Linked DNA regions of Homo sapiens: region 2 is linked to region 1. Evidence: read pairs that join two places in POLR2A ChIA-PET (ENCODE). Cell type or tissue: GM12878. All regions are shown on one strand. Links, peaks and the distances in the headings refer to the core of each region. The heading gives the core; the rest is flanking DNA.

Region 1 (8,151 bases), core at 2,317-6,316:
TGTTTACTCTTAATATTACCATCCTCTGCCTCTTCTTTTCTCTGGGTTAATTTCTTGCTGGCGTTTTCAATACTTTTACATTCAACATTTCTTTTTCCTTACATTCTATTGTGTCCTTTTTAAAGTATATTGTTAGATTTTCTTCTATCCAGTATGACTGACAATCTATCTTGCTAACTGAGGGTTTAATTTTATTACTTTGTGAATTCTGCTACATTAGGATTTATTTTGGTCATTTTGTTTTACGCTTTATGCTTAACCAGATTTTTCTCTGCCTCTTCCTTTCTTGCATCTTTTTATTGACCATTAATAAAAATATTTTAGCCCGGGCATGGTGGCTTATGCCTGTAATCCCAGCACTTTGGGAGGCCGAGGCGGGTGGGTCACATGAGGTCAGGAGTTTGAAACTAGCCTGAACAACATAGTAAAACCCATCTCTACTATAAATAAATAAATAAATAAATTTAGCTGGGTGTGGTGGTGCGTGCCTGTAATCCCAGCTACTCAGGAGGCTGAGGCATGAGAATCACTTGAACCCAGGAGGCGGAGGTTGCAGTGAGCCGAGATTGTACCACTGCACTCCAGCCTGGGCAACAGAGCCAGACTTGGTCTCAAAAAATAAAATAAAAATAGAAATATATATTCTGTGGTGTTCTCTCTACTGGTTTGGAAGTCATGCATACTATTTCTCTTCTTATGTGATTAACTTTTTATAATTTTTCATAAGCATACTCGATTTAATAAATTCTAGAGTTAATTAATATTGCCACCCTTTGCCCTAAAATGCCCAAATGCCCGAACTCTGCCCATCTCATCTACTATTATGACCAGTACCCTTGTTCCACTATGTTTTTATACTCCCCAAGTAGTCTTTTTTTACATATTAGATATTTGTTGAAATTTATCTCATATTGTACATCTCACTGCTTCTTTCTTGGTTCAATTCCTTCTGAAGTATATTGTTAATTCTTTTAGCAAAGGTCTTCAAGTGGAAAATGCTCTCTGTTTTTGTGTGAAAGTGTTTATTTTGCCCATATCCTTGAATCATAGTGTAGTTGTAAGTTGACGGTTATTCCTTCTCAGCACTTGAACATATTATTCCATTGGTCTTCTGGCTTCTGTTGTTGCTGTTGCAAAGTTCCAGACAACCTGATAACTCATTCCTTTGTAGGCAATGCTTTTGTCTTTGAGAATTTCTAAGATCTTGGCCTTTCTACTTGGTCTTTTTTTTTTTTTTTTTTTTTTTTTGAGATGGAATCTTGCTCTGTTGCCTAGGCTGGAGTGTAGTGGTGTGATCTCGGCTCACTGCAACCTCTGCCTCCCGGGTTCAAGCGATTCTGGTGCCTCAGCCTCCTGAGTAGCTGGGACTACAGGCACGTGCCACCATGCCCAGCTAATTTTTTTGTGTGTTTTTAGTAGAGATGGGGTTTCGCCATGTTGGCCAGGCTGTTCTCGAACTCCTGACTTCAGGTGATCCGCCCGCCTCAGCCTCCCAAAGTGCTGGATTACAGGCGTGAGCCACCGCACCCGACTGGTCTTCTTTTAGTTATACTGTGTTGTGTCCAGTAGAGGATTTCATGTTACTTAACCTGCTGTGGTTCATAACTTTCATTAGTCCTCATTTATCATGTCTTGAACATCTAATAGATATGGTTGGTCCTTCACAGTCCACACTCCTTGTCAGTAAGCCCTTCCTCTGCATGTTCTGTCTCTTCATCTCTCTGCACAGGCTTCTGAAGATTCCTCAGATCTTTCTTTCCATTCATTAGTTATTTATTTGGTAATATATAATCTTTGGTTTAACATAGTAAGCTTTAAATGATAATTTTTAAATTTCTGAGTTATATTTGATTTCCTATGTAGCTCAGTCTAATCTTTTTGATGTCTTATTCTGTTATGTTATTATTATTATACTTCTTTTATGACTTCTCATTTTAAACATGCTTATTTTTAATCTACCTGATAATTATATTTTATCTGAAGTTGTTGGCTGTTTCATATTGTTTTTTGTTTTGTTCACTAACTATTGGTTTTAGGGGTTTTTTTTTTTTTTTGGTTTTGCCTCCCAGACTGGAGTGTGGCAGCACGATCTCAGCTCACTGCAACCTCTGCCTCCCAGATTCAAGCAATTCTCCTGTCTCAGCCTCCCAAGTAGCTGGGCACCACCACGCCCGGCTAAGTTTTGTATTTTTAATAGAGATGGGATTTCACCATGTTGGCAAGGCTGGTCTCGAACTCCTGACCTCTGGTGATTCACCCACCTCAGCCTCCCAAAGTGCTGGGATTACAGGTATGAGCCACCATGCCGGGACTGTATGGTAGTTTTTAATTATAAGTTAATCTTTAGTTGGGACTTCATATGAGGGTATGCTAGGAGGCCTAGGATGGATGTACGGCCTCCCAGAAAGGTTTTATTTTTATTTCAGCCAGGTTCCCAAGGATATTATTGGTGTGTGACAGCATTTTATATTAATTTCTTGGTGGGACATGTCTTAGACCACTCTAGTAATATAAATTTAAATATCATATCCACGAGAGGGCACATTAATTATTATAAATTAATTTTAAGGGGAGCTTTTTTCTTTTTCTCAAGCAAGCTTCCCTGTCATCTCCCTGTGTAAGCAGGCAATGGTTTTCAGTTCATCCTTACACCAGGGTCTCAGTTCCAACTCCCTACTCTTCTGGGGCCCAAGCCCCTTCTTGTGTGCCTGCTGGTCATGAAAGCCTAAGCTCCTTGATTTAATAAATTCTAAAGTGAATTAATATTCCCATATTGGATTCCCAGCCTGGCCAACTGTCCTCCCCAACCTTACCTCCAGCAGCCCCAGGGGCAACCCAGACTGGTCATAGTTCTTCCTCCATTTTTGACCCTTCAGCATTCCCTTACTTTCTTGCAGGTGCAGCTAGGCATTTATTAGACTGGATTCAGCACTTCTAGAAATTTGCAACAGCTGTTTTTCATATTACATGGAAACCTATGTTGTTGAAAAACAGAAGTATCCAATCTGCTGCTCAATAACCTAAAAGCTTGCCATCACAGGAACCCCTTCTTAACCCACAGAGTTGAACGCCAAGGTGTATTTTCACACGTAGCATATTCTTCCTCATGTCCTCATACTGAGTATGAAGAGATCTCTGATGAAGGCCATTCCTGAGGAAGCATTTTCAGGCTAACTACAGCTACCTTATCATAAAAAACCAGACAGTATTTCGCAGCGTGTGTCTGGCGTGGGAGTGGGAGTGGAAATTCAGTAGCTCTGAGTCCTGACTTGTGTTCTTCCTCGAATGTACGAGAGGGGCTTACCCGTATGTTGATCTTCGCTTTCAGTGAAAAGGGAAAAGAAAGGTGAATGCAGAGGAAGAGCTTCTTGCCTTTCTGAAACCACTGGCTGTCACCTTCATGTTTTCTCTGCTGTGACTATAGAAAGAGAAAAACCGAAAATCATTAGAAAACATTGTGGTTACGCATTCTCACTGCCAAGGCAAGCATTTGGTAACCTTGGGCAAGGAACAAAGCTAGCCAGGTCCCTCTCCCTTTCTTCTGACCCTCAAACCTTCCTGTCTGATTGCAATTTGCATCACGGCCAGGGCTTCATCATTTAATTTATCTCAGAGAGCATCCTGACAGAGCATGGCAGAACATTGTGAACCTAGACATTTGAGAAGCTGGTCAGAGTTTGGGAGCCAGGGGAGAAAGCTCTAGAATGTTTTATTAGTTCTCTCACCTGCCCCTCCCAAGTCAGGGACTCATGGGGAACGGGTGTGGAGAGAGGGAAGTTTTAATTCACTATTAAACATTCACTAAGCAGCTGGTAAGTGGTGCATAAGAAAAGACCATTCTCAAGAAGTTTACACAGTAGAATACAGTTTCCTTTTTCTGGAGTTGCTGGGGGAGTGTCTCACTATGTTGCCCAGGCTGGTTTCGAACTCCTGAGCTCAAGTGATCCTCCCACCTCAGCCTCCCAAAGTGCTGGGATTACAGGCATGAGCCGCCGTGCCTGGCCATTGAATACCATTTCTCACAGTGGACCTTGCTTGCCTCTCTGGAGTTCTACACAGTTTCTCACTGAGGGTCTGGGGGGACTGGGATGCAGGGGCAGAAGGTGGTTCTACAAGGAGGGAGAGAACTAGTGATGGGAGAATTCAGGGGAGGAGAGAGGATTAGGAGAAAAAGGAAATGAGAGTAAGGCATGCCCTTTAAGAAAAAGTCCCGAGGGAGGGGGGCCAGTGAACACGTTTCTGCTGTCTGCCTTAGACACCTGTCAGATGCTGAATGGATCATAAATAGGCAGAAAGAAGTTTGTGATAGGCTGGAAATAGCTCACCTGATGACTGCTGCCAGCAATGGGGGCAAAACCCATGGTACTCCCAGGCACCCAGCTCTCTACCCAGCCTGACTTCCTGGCTGGACTGATCTGCAGGATGAGGAAGTTCTGTAAAAGGGGAAGGCGGGGGTTCCCCTCTGCCCCAAGTGTGCCTTCTGAGCCTCCTTTCCAGAGAAGGGCTTTTGAGTGAAAAGAACGCACTTAACCTAGGCCTGCCCACGGACTACCGCAGCAGCTGCCCCTTGTTGAGCTCTGGCTGAGAGTCAAGCCTTCTGTGCTCAGCCCCTTCTGACTCTGCTCCCCAGCGGAGAGCTCTTATCTGCTGGCCTCCAGGTCTCGGGTTCCCATTACCACAGCCCTTCCCTCAAGCCAGTAGAACCTTCGCGAACACCTCCACTGCTGGCGGCACTCCCCAGCGTTAAGGCCTGAACACCCATGGGCCATTGAGAACCACAGAAGGGCTGGAAGGAAAGCCCAAAGTGTGGCTATGTAAATTGTGTTTTTAAATAAAATTTCCCATCAGGTTTTTCCCTGAGGGCTACTTCTTAGTCACCCTGTACTTTCCAGTTATGGGCTTGTTTGTTCACCGAATGAACCAAATAAATAGAAATAACTCTTATTTCTCGTGCTTTGTCTTTGCTTTCTTTTTTTCTCTTAGAAACTAAAAGCCTGTAGAGAGAGTGTCCATCCTCTGCCAAGGAGGAAAGAGGGAGGTGAAACAATTCCTTTGTTGAACATGAGGAAGAAACCGCATAATCCAGCAAGTGACACAAAAACAAAACACAGAGATATTGGTCTCAGGCTTGATTTGAGGCACTTAGTGGAAAGTCTCTCCACAGGCACAACACAGTCCTTCAAGGACCATGTAAAGCAAGCCTCTTCTTTTCTCTTCTCTTCTCTTTTCTTTTCTTCTCTTTTCTTCTTTTCTTTTTTGAGATGAAGTCTTGCTCTGTTGCCCAGCCTGGAGTTTAATGGTGTGATCTCAGCTCACTGCAAACTCCACCTCCCAGGTTCAAGCAATTCTCCTGTCTCAGCCTCCCGAGTAGCTGGGATTACAGACACCTGCCATCATGCCCAGCTAATTTTTGTAGAGAAAGGGTTTCACTGTGTTGACCAGGCTGGTCTTGAACTCCTGACCTCAGGTGATCTACCCGCCTTGGCCTCCCAGAGTGCTGGGATTACAGGCGTGAGCCACCATGCCAGGCTGCCTTTTTTTTTTTTTTTTTTAAAGGCAGGAACTTCTATGCTGAAATCTCCTGCTTGTATGCTTCTTGCTGCACCTTTGAGCTTGCTTGTCCCTCTCTCTAGAAACTTCTTGCCCAGAATCACAGCCCAACTTCCTCATTCATTTCACCCAAGTGTGTTCAAATGTTACTCTTCCAGAAGAGTCTCTCTTGACCATCTATCTAAAAGATCTAAGCCCTGCACCATCCCTGTACCTTGTCTTAATTTTCCCCCACAGCACTTCTCTCAATCTGACATTATCGCACATATTTGTATGCCTATTTATATTTTTTCTCCTCCATTAGAATGTGGAGGCCATGTCTTATTCACTTCCTTTAGTCTCAGGTCCAAGAATAGCATTGGGCATGTAGTAGGTGCTCAATAAATGTTTGCTGAATTAATGTATCAATGAAGACAGAGGTACTTGAGAGAAATATTGTGGCAATTTGCATTATCAGCTTTCATTTTCACACCTTGTTTTCATGCTGTGAGAGTTGAGGCCAAACGTTAAGTCAGGGGACCCTCGCTTCCAACATCAATTCAAGTTTGAGGGGTTCCCAAAGCCACCCTTGAGTATGATAGTGCACTGAAGGGACTCATGAAGTGGCTGAAAGCTGTTATACTCATGGTTACCATTTATTACAGAGAAAGAATACAGATTAAAACCAGCTAAGGAAGAGAAGCCTAGGGCAGAGTCCAAGAGAGGTCCAATGTGGAGGTTCCAGGCATCCTCTTTTCATGGAGTCATGGACAGTGGTACCTCCTCCCAGCCATGATGTGTGACAATATGCATGGAATATTGCCAAGCAGGGATGCTCACCTGAGCCTCAGTGGCCAGAGTTTTTATTGCAGCTCAATCACTACTGCCCATGTGGCTGACATGATTCTCTAGTTCCTCCAAAGGCAGAGCTAACATCACCTCCACCAAATGCCTCCATTGCAAATCATATTTTTAGACTGTCAAGTGGCCAATGCCCCTAGACAAACAAAGACATTTCTATCAGTCTTGATATTCCAGGAGCCTAGGGGTTACCTCCTAGTAGTGAACGGCAAAGGTCAGACCTCTCTCTGGGTAGAGTTAATTCTTTACTCACACATGCCTTATAAATTTGCTGTGCCCTTGAGCTGTGGGTGGGAATAACTCCCCCACCTCTTGACCTTGGGTTTGTCTCATGAGTGGTGCAAGATCAGAGGTAACCAGGTCCATGCACATTTGTGTCTTTTCACATTGACAGACTTTTACTGATGCTATTTCAATCACAAAAGCCACTAGCTACATCAGGTCCCCAAGGAGGCAATTCTCGTTAGCACTTCCTGTTCACTGGGCAGTCAGAGTCACAGGCACAGAGGCTGAAGCCACTCCACAAGTCACTCTATATTGCAAATTATACATAATAGTACACCTAATCAATATATAAATGTTATGGGTTAAACATCTACAACAAACAAAATAACATTTAACATCAAGAGAAAAGAAATGGGAAAAAATGGTTAATGAACCAGTCCATGAAGAGCAACAGAGACAAAAAGAATCTCCTGGTCTGGGCCAGGCAGTCCAGTGGTCTTGCAAGGAACACCTTTGATGTGGGTAGAGCCTTTCGTGGCAGATGCCAGAGCCTTTCATGGCAGATGCCAAGGAGCTTATCTTGAGTGACAGCAAGACAGTGTTGATTAAGACAGCTGTTTCAGCCGGGTGTGGTGGCTCACACCTGTAATCCCAGCACTTTGGGAGGCTGAGGCGGGTGGATCACCAGAGGTCAGGAGTTCGGGACCAGCCTGGCCAACATGGTGAAACCCCATCTCTACTAAAAATACAAAAATTAGCTGGACGTGGTGGCACGCGCTTTTAATCCCAGCTACTCAGGACGCTGAGGCAGGAGAATTGTTTGAACCCATGGGGCAGAGGTTGCAGTGAGCTGAGATCGCACCACTATACTCCAGCCTGGGCAATAAGAGCAAAACTCCATCTCAAAACAAAACAAAACAAACAAACAAAAAACCACTGTTTCAAGCGCTGAAGTCCTCCTCCTGCCCTTTTTATGGCTGCAGTGTCCTCTGGTGAAGAATGATAGTGGAAGATTGTGCTTATTTATGTCCTTATCTGGTTGGTTGCAGTCTTTACTTATTAATTTATTTATTAAGCAAAATATCTTGTCCCTATTGGCAAGTGCCCTATGAAATGTAAGATGGAGTTTTTTTCTAAGATGGAGTCACTTATGTCAAGGGTGCTTCATACAGTTTGTAGTGTGACTTCTTGCCCATGGAATGAAGCAGAAATCAAGGTGTATTAATTCCACTTTCTCTCCTTCATCTCTACCATCATCATGAGAAGAACATGTCCAGGCTAGCCCATTTGTGCCAGGAAGAATATGAGAAACATATGGTGCAAAGTCAACCCATCCCCAATCTGAACCCAGCCTAGAGCCAGCCTTCATCTCGTGGGCTGACTATCTGAACTCCATAAATGCCTTCTGCTATATGCTGCTGAGATTTTGTGATTGGTTTTTAAGCAGCATTATCATGGGTATAATTAACTGATAAAGATATCAAACCCTTAAGGACCATTTATATTTTTCCATAAGTTTGCTGATCCTATTAGAGC
Region 2 (8,151 bases), core at 2,752-6,751, 120 kb after region 1:
CTGAACCTATATACAGACCTCAAACTTCTCCCAATAATTAAATTAAAATGAAACATAGACTTAACTGTAAAGAAAGGGAAGAGAACAAAGGAGAAAAGAAAGAAAGAAAGAAAAAGAAAGAGAGAGAGAGAGAAGAAGGAAGGAAGAAAGAAAGAAGGAAGGAAAGAAAGAAGGGAGAAAGAAAACAAGGGAGAAAACCCAGGCAACCTTAAGTTTGGTGATAAACTTCAGATACAACACAAAAACCACAATCCACAAAAAAAGGTGATAAATTCGATTTTATTAAAAATTGACAAACTGGACTTTAATATTTTCTTCTCTGAAAAAGACATTGTTAAGTAAATGAAATGATCAGCCACGGTCTAGGAGAAGATATTTGCAAAACATATCTCTGATAAAAGGCTTGCACCTAGAATATACAAAGAACTCTTAAAACTCAATAAAAATCAAACAACCTGATTAACAAATAGGCAAAATATCTGAACAGACACCTCACCAAAGGAGATATATATCTATATCTATCTATCTATCTATATAGAACTTCTTGTAGTTCCCAAAGTAAGAAAGTGCTCAAAAAGAAAAACAATATAAAAATCCACCATGATTAGCACGTGTCAAAAGGAAATACAAGCCAACTGAAAAACTTCTCAATGGCCAAAGCTGGAAGAATTTCAGCAACAAAATAAATAAAGTAGTACTGGATTATATCGCAAAGTATAAAATGTGTACCCATGAGTCCATGTTGAAATAACTAAAGATTGAAAACATGAATAAATGAAGGAGAAGAGACAAATCTCCCATATGGAAATATTCCAAATAATTGACTAGATGCTCTATGCTCAAGAAAATGGAGCATAACCCACACTCCTTAAGTGCAGGCTGCTCATAGTGACTTCCTTCCAAAGAGTACGGTGCAGAAAGTGGGGAAAAGAGTAGCCTTACAGAGGAGAAATATGATAAACACTGTGTCAGCCAGATGACCAGGCCATCAACCATGATGAGTCACGTTCATAGTCTGTATCATGATATGATGCAAGAAAATGGCACTTAATCTCTGTGATCTTGCTCCCAAGAACCCATAGCCCCTGTCTAATGATGAGAAAAACATCAGACAAGTTGAGAGACATTTTGTAAAATACCTGACTAAATCTGCCAAAGTCATGAAAAACAAGAAAAGCTGGCTGGGCACGGTGACTCACACTTGTAATCCCAGCAGTTTGGGAGGTCTAGGCAGGTGGATCACTTGAGGCCAGGAGTTTGAGACCAGCCTGGCCAACATGGTGAAATCCCATCTCTACTAAAAATACAAAAACTAGCCAGGTTTGGTGGTACTCGCCTGTAATCCCAGCTACTTGTGAGGCTGAGGCAGGAGAATCGCTTGAACCCAGGTGGCAGAGGTTGCAGTGAGCCGAGATTGCACCATTGCACTCCAGCCTGGTCAACAAGAGTGAAATTCCAACTGAAAAAAAAAAAAAAAAAGTCTAACAATCTGTCACAGCCAACAGGAACCTAAGGAGACAGGACAACTAAATGTAATGTAATTTCCTAGATGGGATCCTGGGACATAAAAAGGACATTAGAACAAAACTAAGGAAATCCAAATAGAGTATGAACTTTCTCAATAATAATTTATTAATACGGGTTCATTAATTGTAATAAGCATACCCTATCAATGTTAGATATTAATAAGAAGAGAAACTGGGTGTAGGGTATATGGGAATTCTCTCTACTGTCTTCTGAATTTTTCTGTAAGTGTAAAGCTTTTTCTAAATAAAAAAGTTTATTTAAAAAAATATTTACTTCAGGCTGCTTGCAAGCATAGCATTTGGCCTTTTTCAGAGTTTCCATTCCAAATCAAAAAAAGCTGAGATCTCAGAATCAGAGTTTAGGGAACAAAGAGAGGCATCCAGACATGGAGACATTAGATTGAAGTTGAAGTATACGACCAGTTTGGTAGAAGAATTACAGATAACATAATCGATAAAATTTAAGAGAAGAGACAGTGGAAAGTAATGTGAGTTAAGTATCTCCACTCTCAAAGACTGGAATCTATAGGTACTATGTAAAGTAGATACATTTTAATAATAATAATAATAAAACAGCTTAAAGGAAATACCTGTAAGGAATAGAGCTGTGTTTGGGAAAAGACAACTTTTCTTTTTCACCTGGTAGCATCCTGAATTTAGTCTCTAGATGAGCACAACAGAGTTGCTATGGCGATTGACTGAAATATGCATTTTAAGACAGTTACCCCAGGCCGGATGCGGTGGCTCACGCCTGTAATCCTAGCACTTTGGGAGGCAGAGGTGGGTGGATCATTTGAGGTCAGGAGTTCAAAACCAGCCTGCCCGACATGGTGAAACCCCATCTCCACTAAACAAAAATTAGCTGGGCATGGTAACGGGCACCTGTAATCCTAGCTACTAGAGGAGGCTGAAGCAGGAGAATCACTTGAACCCGGGAGGCGGAGGTTGCAGTGAGTTGAGATTGCACCACTGCACTGCAGCTTGGGCGACAGAGTGAGACTCCATCTAAAAAAAAAAAAAAAAAAAAAAATGGCAGTTAACCCAGAACTAAGAATATATGTAAGTGCTCAGTAAATCTTTGACAGTGCTATCATTTGCAAGTCTCCCATGCTACAGATGCTACAGGAAGAGGGAACAAGGCCTTACATTCTTCAGAGGATTTACAATTCATAACCATCAGTAACTTAAAAAGTTCAGAAAAATACTTTGTTGCTCAACAGAGCACGTCACTTCAGGTTTGTTACTCCTTAATATATAGCATGTTATAATTTCACAACCCAAAGTTATGCAGTAGTTGGCTGATGTACCAACGTCAGATGCTTGTACAGACGCAACAGACTCTAGTCCCACATTTACCTGCACAATTGAAAACAAATGATGCCTGACAAATGTTTAATTATTTCTGAATTTTATATTAGAACAATGTCAGCATCTTGCAAAATAGATTTTGATGAATACTTTGGCCACAATAAACCTTTTAAAAGAAAAACACTGGCTTTTATGATCTGAGATTTTCAGATTATGAGATCATTAATCACTCCAAGTGTTACGTCTCATTTCTACCCGAGAGTTATTTTATACCCTTAGGACCATGACATGTTTATTAGACTTAAGTTAAAACAGAGAATGATTTCTGCTCATGGTTATTCAAATTCCATTAAAAATAACTTCTAAGCCAGTGACCATTTTTCCATGTCTCCATTAAATATAGGAAATGTTAGAGCGAGTTGGAAAACAAATCTACCAGACTCCCCTGCACATTTTTCACACCCTAATGTAGTGAGATGATATTAACAGCCATTGATAAAGAATCTCTCTCTTTGGTGAGATTGCTACTGAGGATGTGTGTCTCTTTTGCAATTCTGAACTCCAAGTGAACCCATCCATGCTCCAAGTAGAATGGGTATATGGCACTGCATGTGCTTTGGGAACATTTTTAACTCTCACTGCATCGCGTGTATACATTAGAAGAAAAAGTTCTAACATTTCTGGAACCCATGGGAGCTTATTTTGAATCACTACAGCCAATAAATGTAGTAGGCATATATTTTACCGCAAGTTGCCCCCAAGCCTGCAGCAGGAGCAAGTGGAAAGGCAGGGAGGAGAGGAAGGGTAAGCTAATTCTTGCAGAACAACCTTGGAAAAGCTGGAGAATTAAAGACACCAGCTACCTGTGACTCTGGAGAGGACCAGGCCATTGAGAGTTGGCACCCAGAAAATTCGCCTCCCAGATCCCCTTGTCTATTCCTCCATGAAGCCTGGCAACTGCTCCTCCCCTGCCCTGCTGAAGACCAGAGAATGTCTGTCCTCAGAGACACCACATGCACCTGAGGGTGGAATGAGCCCTGCTGAAAACAAAGGTATTCAATGACAGGCTGCATATTGAGAAGGGAGTCTGACATCCTCCTTCCTTCAGCTTCCAAGACACTGGCAGCGAGGATTATCCTCTGTGGTGAGATTCGTCAATATAAAAGAAAGACCTACATGGATTGAGAATTGGTTATCTGCCAATAAAACAGGAGACACCTCCCCGGAGGCCCATCAGTTGACAAGCCCCAGCCATGCATACACAGCTTCCGACTAGTTTGTTTAGCTCCTCACTAAACTGAAAAGACAGCTAAAGATCAGATACTTGAAGGATCGTCTCCATGAAAGATAGGGACCAAAATAAACAGACAATATGACTCAGAGGAAATAGCGCAGGGAGCAAAAGAACACATAAAAACTCTAAAATTAATATTCTCACAAAAGAATGAGAAGAAATAAGAAGAGAGTATCATTTAAAAAACAACAACAAAAGAAACATTCAGAGGACAAGAAAGCACGCTAAGAAATTAAAAATGATGGCAAGCATGATAAAGTTAAAGAGAAATGTTGATAGATAAATTTGAGGTAAATTCTCTGAAATCAGATTAAACATGAAAGATGAGAAACAGGATAAGAAACTCAGAGGATCAACTCAGAAGGTTCAAAGGCTGATGGGCAGGAGTTCCAGAAACAAGAAGAAAGGAAACATAAAGAAAGCTATTTTGTAAAAAAATTAAAAAAATTTTTAAAATGCAAGAACATTTCTAGAACTGAGGGACATGAGCTTCCCAATGGAAAGGGCCTATTGAGTCCCTAGTAAAACAAATGGGGGAAAACAGCTGCACACTAATTTTTTTATTGCGACATTGTGGAACACTGTAGATAAAAAGAAGACCCTAATGGTTTTCAAAATGGAAAAATAATGACATACAAAGAATCAGAGATTACAATGCTCATTGTGAACTTTTAGAACACTGTGGAGAAAAAAGAAGACCCTAATGGTTTTCAAAATGGAAAAAAAAAAAAAAAGACATACGAAGAATCAGAGATTAGAATGCTAAATAACTCCTCTGCAGCAAAGTGGGGATTGAAAGGCACCAAAGCAATGAGGGAAGATGATTTCTAACCAAATCATCGATCAAGCTTAGGGCTAGAGGAAAGACATTTTGAGATGAGATCAGGCACGTTCAGAGTGGTATAGCTGTAGACGGAAAGATATTTTCAGACATGCAGGGTCTTAGCATTTTTACCTCCATGCATCTTTTTCTCCCAGCAAGCTAGTAGAGAATGTGCTTTCTTGTCAAAAAATGAATAAACCTAGCAAAAGACGGCAAGGGACTCAAGAAAAGGGGATCAGAGAATTCTCAGGATGCGTGGCTGGCAGCTGTGCAGAAAGTAACTAATCTGGATTAAATCAAGAGAGTGAAGGGCTCCAGGAGGGCTGTCGCCATGAGAGTAAACTGGCACATTATCTATCACGTTTGACAGAAAGGAAAGGTTTCTTCAATAATCATAGACTCTGGGGATGCTTCAGTTATACATACAAAGAAAACTAAGCAAATTCTAAAATGAGGCAATTAATTCCAGGGAAAACAAAAAGTTGTATATGAAAGAAAATGTATTCACAATACACTAGAACCTCAGCTATGAGTGATATTAGATAGTCATAACAATCTAAACACCAAATGTTGATTTTACCAAGAATTGTGATATAATTATATTGGGAACATGTAAGAAGTGAAAGAGTGTGTGTGTGTGTGTGTGTGTGTGTGTGTGTAGGGAAGGTCATAAGAAAATTAAGTCATTTTCCACAATAGAATATCGATAGATAATGGCTAAAATTGAAAAAAAATTAAGAAATTATCATATAAGTACAATTTTCAGAAATATGGAAGTAAAGAGAAAGAAATATTTAAGAGTAGAAAGTGGTTGCCCTTAGGAGGACAGGGAAGGATGGTTCAGAGGCACCTGTTTTTCATTAAAAGTGCTTAATACTATGTAACTTTTAATACCATGAAGATGTACAATTTTAATAAAAATAGAAGTTACTTTTTTGAAGAGCTATCAGTCCCTCTGAGAAAGCAGTTTCAGTGAAGTTGTAAAAGCCAAAACGCAAGCCACTCGAGAGCATGCATGGGTGATGAGAGCGAGTGAGTGAGAGGACGGCGTCGGGACCCATCACCAGAGTGGAGGTCCATGCACTGAGGGAGCAGGGCATGCAAACATCATCTTCCTGGATCTGATCATGATCCCAGGTACCGAGGAGGTCAGAATGTCATAGGGTGCTCTTTACACGATGCAGTAAAATTGCCTCAAAGATGATTGCAACTATCCAGGTAAGGGTCTAGATTAGGGTGCTGCACAGGGTAAGGAAAGATTATGTGAAAGCCTCCTGATTCTGATCATTTGTCACTCAAGTACTGACCTCTCACCTCAACGCTCTTCCTTTCCCTAATGACTACAGCCGTCTGCTTGTATATGATAAAGCTCTGTGTCTGCTTATGAATAAGTTTTCACTTCTCACATGCTTTGACCTTACTTCTCGAGAACAAAATGGGATGTTGAAGAATGTAGGTGATTATTTCATATCCTCATTACATATTTTTGTAGCTAGACATAGCTTCTAAGCATAAAATAATCTCTGTCCCACTGCATATTTTGTTGTCCATAAAATTCAGTAACCCATGTGGGAAAAATAAATTGACGGCTATTGACAAAGAGACAGGGGAGTGTAGGGTAAAAAGCAGACTGGGACTTCAGTGGTCCTTATTAGAACCTATCTCTCGCCTTTGTGAGAGGGATCATTTCTAAGTGTTGGTTTCATCATTTAAAACAAGGCAGCTTATAAGTGTGGGTTTAATCATTTAAAACAAGGCAGTGTCTACGTGTTGGTTTGATAATTTAAAACAAGGCAGTTGGCCTCTGATATATAAAATCTTTCCAGCCCTAACGTTCAATGACCAAAACTTTAAAAATCTGGTACATGTTTTCCAACAGTTGGAATATTAGGTCTATTCTGAGAATTAGCTGTGGAAGTTTCATAGGCTCAAAAAATAACTAGCACTTAATTATTCCACTTGAAATCTCCTTCTACATATATTTAGATATTTAGTAGGGGCTAGAGACAAAGCTTGAATATGTCATTCCATGAAAGTCTGACAAGAATTGTTCATTGTAAATTGTTTTATGTTGGGAACAAGTGTAGGGATCAATACTCCTTCACTATCCATGCTCCTGGTGGTCTGTTCCTTTGCCCCTTTGCACTTTGCCACTCTCCTGGGATGCACTGCCTAATTGTGACTTTTTGACTGCCTTTTAGATTCATGCACTGGTTTCGTGATTTCTGTCTGCCTTCAGATTCTATATTATGACTTTTATCAATTCTGTATTGCAGAGTTCACAAAATATGCTCCACAGAACACTAATTCCACAAAATATTAATAGATGTTTTGAGAAAGATTTCCATGGTTACATAGTTTGGGGGAAACATTGGATTGGACTGCTAAATAAGTTTCTTTAACCAAATGACTTCTCAGGCCCTTTCCTGCAGCAACACTCATGAGAATCTCTAAAAGAAAGATGCATAGGCACAGCTTCTGAGCAGGCACAGCCAGGAAGTCCTCCTTTCCTGGGCCAGCTACTGAGACATGTTTTATGTCATATATTTTGAAACTACTGCTTTAATCAGATACACCTTGGAAACATTATACTTGTCTTTATATCCTTCCAATGAGTTGTGACATGTATGGATATCTTGTCAAAGAATCAAGAAATATTTATATGTTATGCATCATAAGTAGTCAATATTTGAGTTAAAATAATGAATCTTTAGGTTTCGTATCAAAAACTTTGGCAAGGTTCCCATTTGGGATATAAAGCTGTAAGTAGGAAAGAGGGTTGTCTTCATCCATTTTTGCATTACTATAAAGGAATACCCGAGGCTGGGTAATGTATAAGGAAAAGAGATATGTTTGGCTCACAGTTCTGTAGGCTGTACAAGAAGAATGGCACCAGTGTCTGCTCAGCTTCTGGTGAAGTCCTCAGGCTGCTTCCACTCATGACAGAAGGCAAAGGGGAGCCTGTGTGTGCAGAGATCACATGGCCAGAGAGGAAGCAAGGGAGAAGGGGGAAGTGCCAGGCTCCTTTAACAACCAGCTCTTGGGGAACCTAACAGAGCAAGAACTCACCCTCTAGCAGGAGAAGAACGGCACCAAACCATTCATGAGGGATCCACCCCATGACTCAAACCTTTTGTTAGGCTCCACCTCCAACATTGGGATCAAATATTTAACATGAGGTTTCGGGGGACAAGTAAGTA

What was found. ChIA-PET counts read pairs that join two places held together with the same protein. Peaks named below come from ENCODE experiments on the same cell type or tissue, not always from the same donor. Only the 100,000 strongest peaks of a DNase experiment are listed, where the experiment ranks them.
Region 2: POLR2A ChIA-PET joins it to region 1 with 8 read pairs; 2 of 35 experiments call an interaction of 5 or more read pairs at or near these places.

The regions. Positions count from the first base shown.
Region 1 is chr6:14,105,413-14,113,563 of GRCh38, reverse strand. LOC105374939 (a long non-coding RNA gene) reads right to left here. Exons shown (of 3, transcript XR_926500.3): 3 at 6,280-6,526. It overlaps LOC124901265 (a long non-coding RNA gene), which reads right to left and starts at 4,801. Exons shown (of 2, transcript XR_007059464.1): 1 at 4,326-4,801; 2 at 1,756-3,418. RefSeq lists an enhancer at 4,373-4,512 and a cis regulatory region at 4,149-4,936. In GM12878, for the core only: no CTCF peak of the experiment used is centred there; DNase peaks (open chromatin) are centred at 3,403 and 4,323; H3K4me3 peaks cover 2,326 bases; H3K27ac peaks cover 3,167 bases.
Region 2 is chr6:13,985,656-13,993,806 of GRCh38, reverse strand. No RefSeq gene overlaps it. Among named protein-coding and RNA genes, the nearest start is that of RNF182, 65 kb to the right of the region's middle. RefSeq lists cis regulatory regions at 752-1,189, 4,041-4,141, 5,902-6,524. In GM12878, for the core only: no CTCF peak of the experiment used is centred there; no DNase peak of the experiment used is centred there; H3K27me3 peaks cover 422 bases.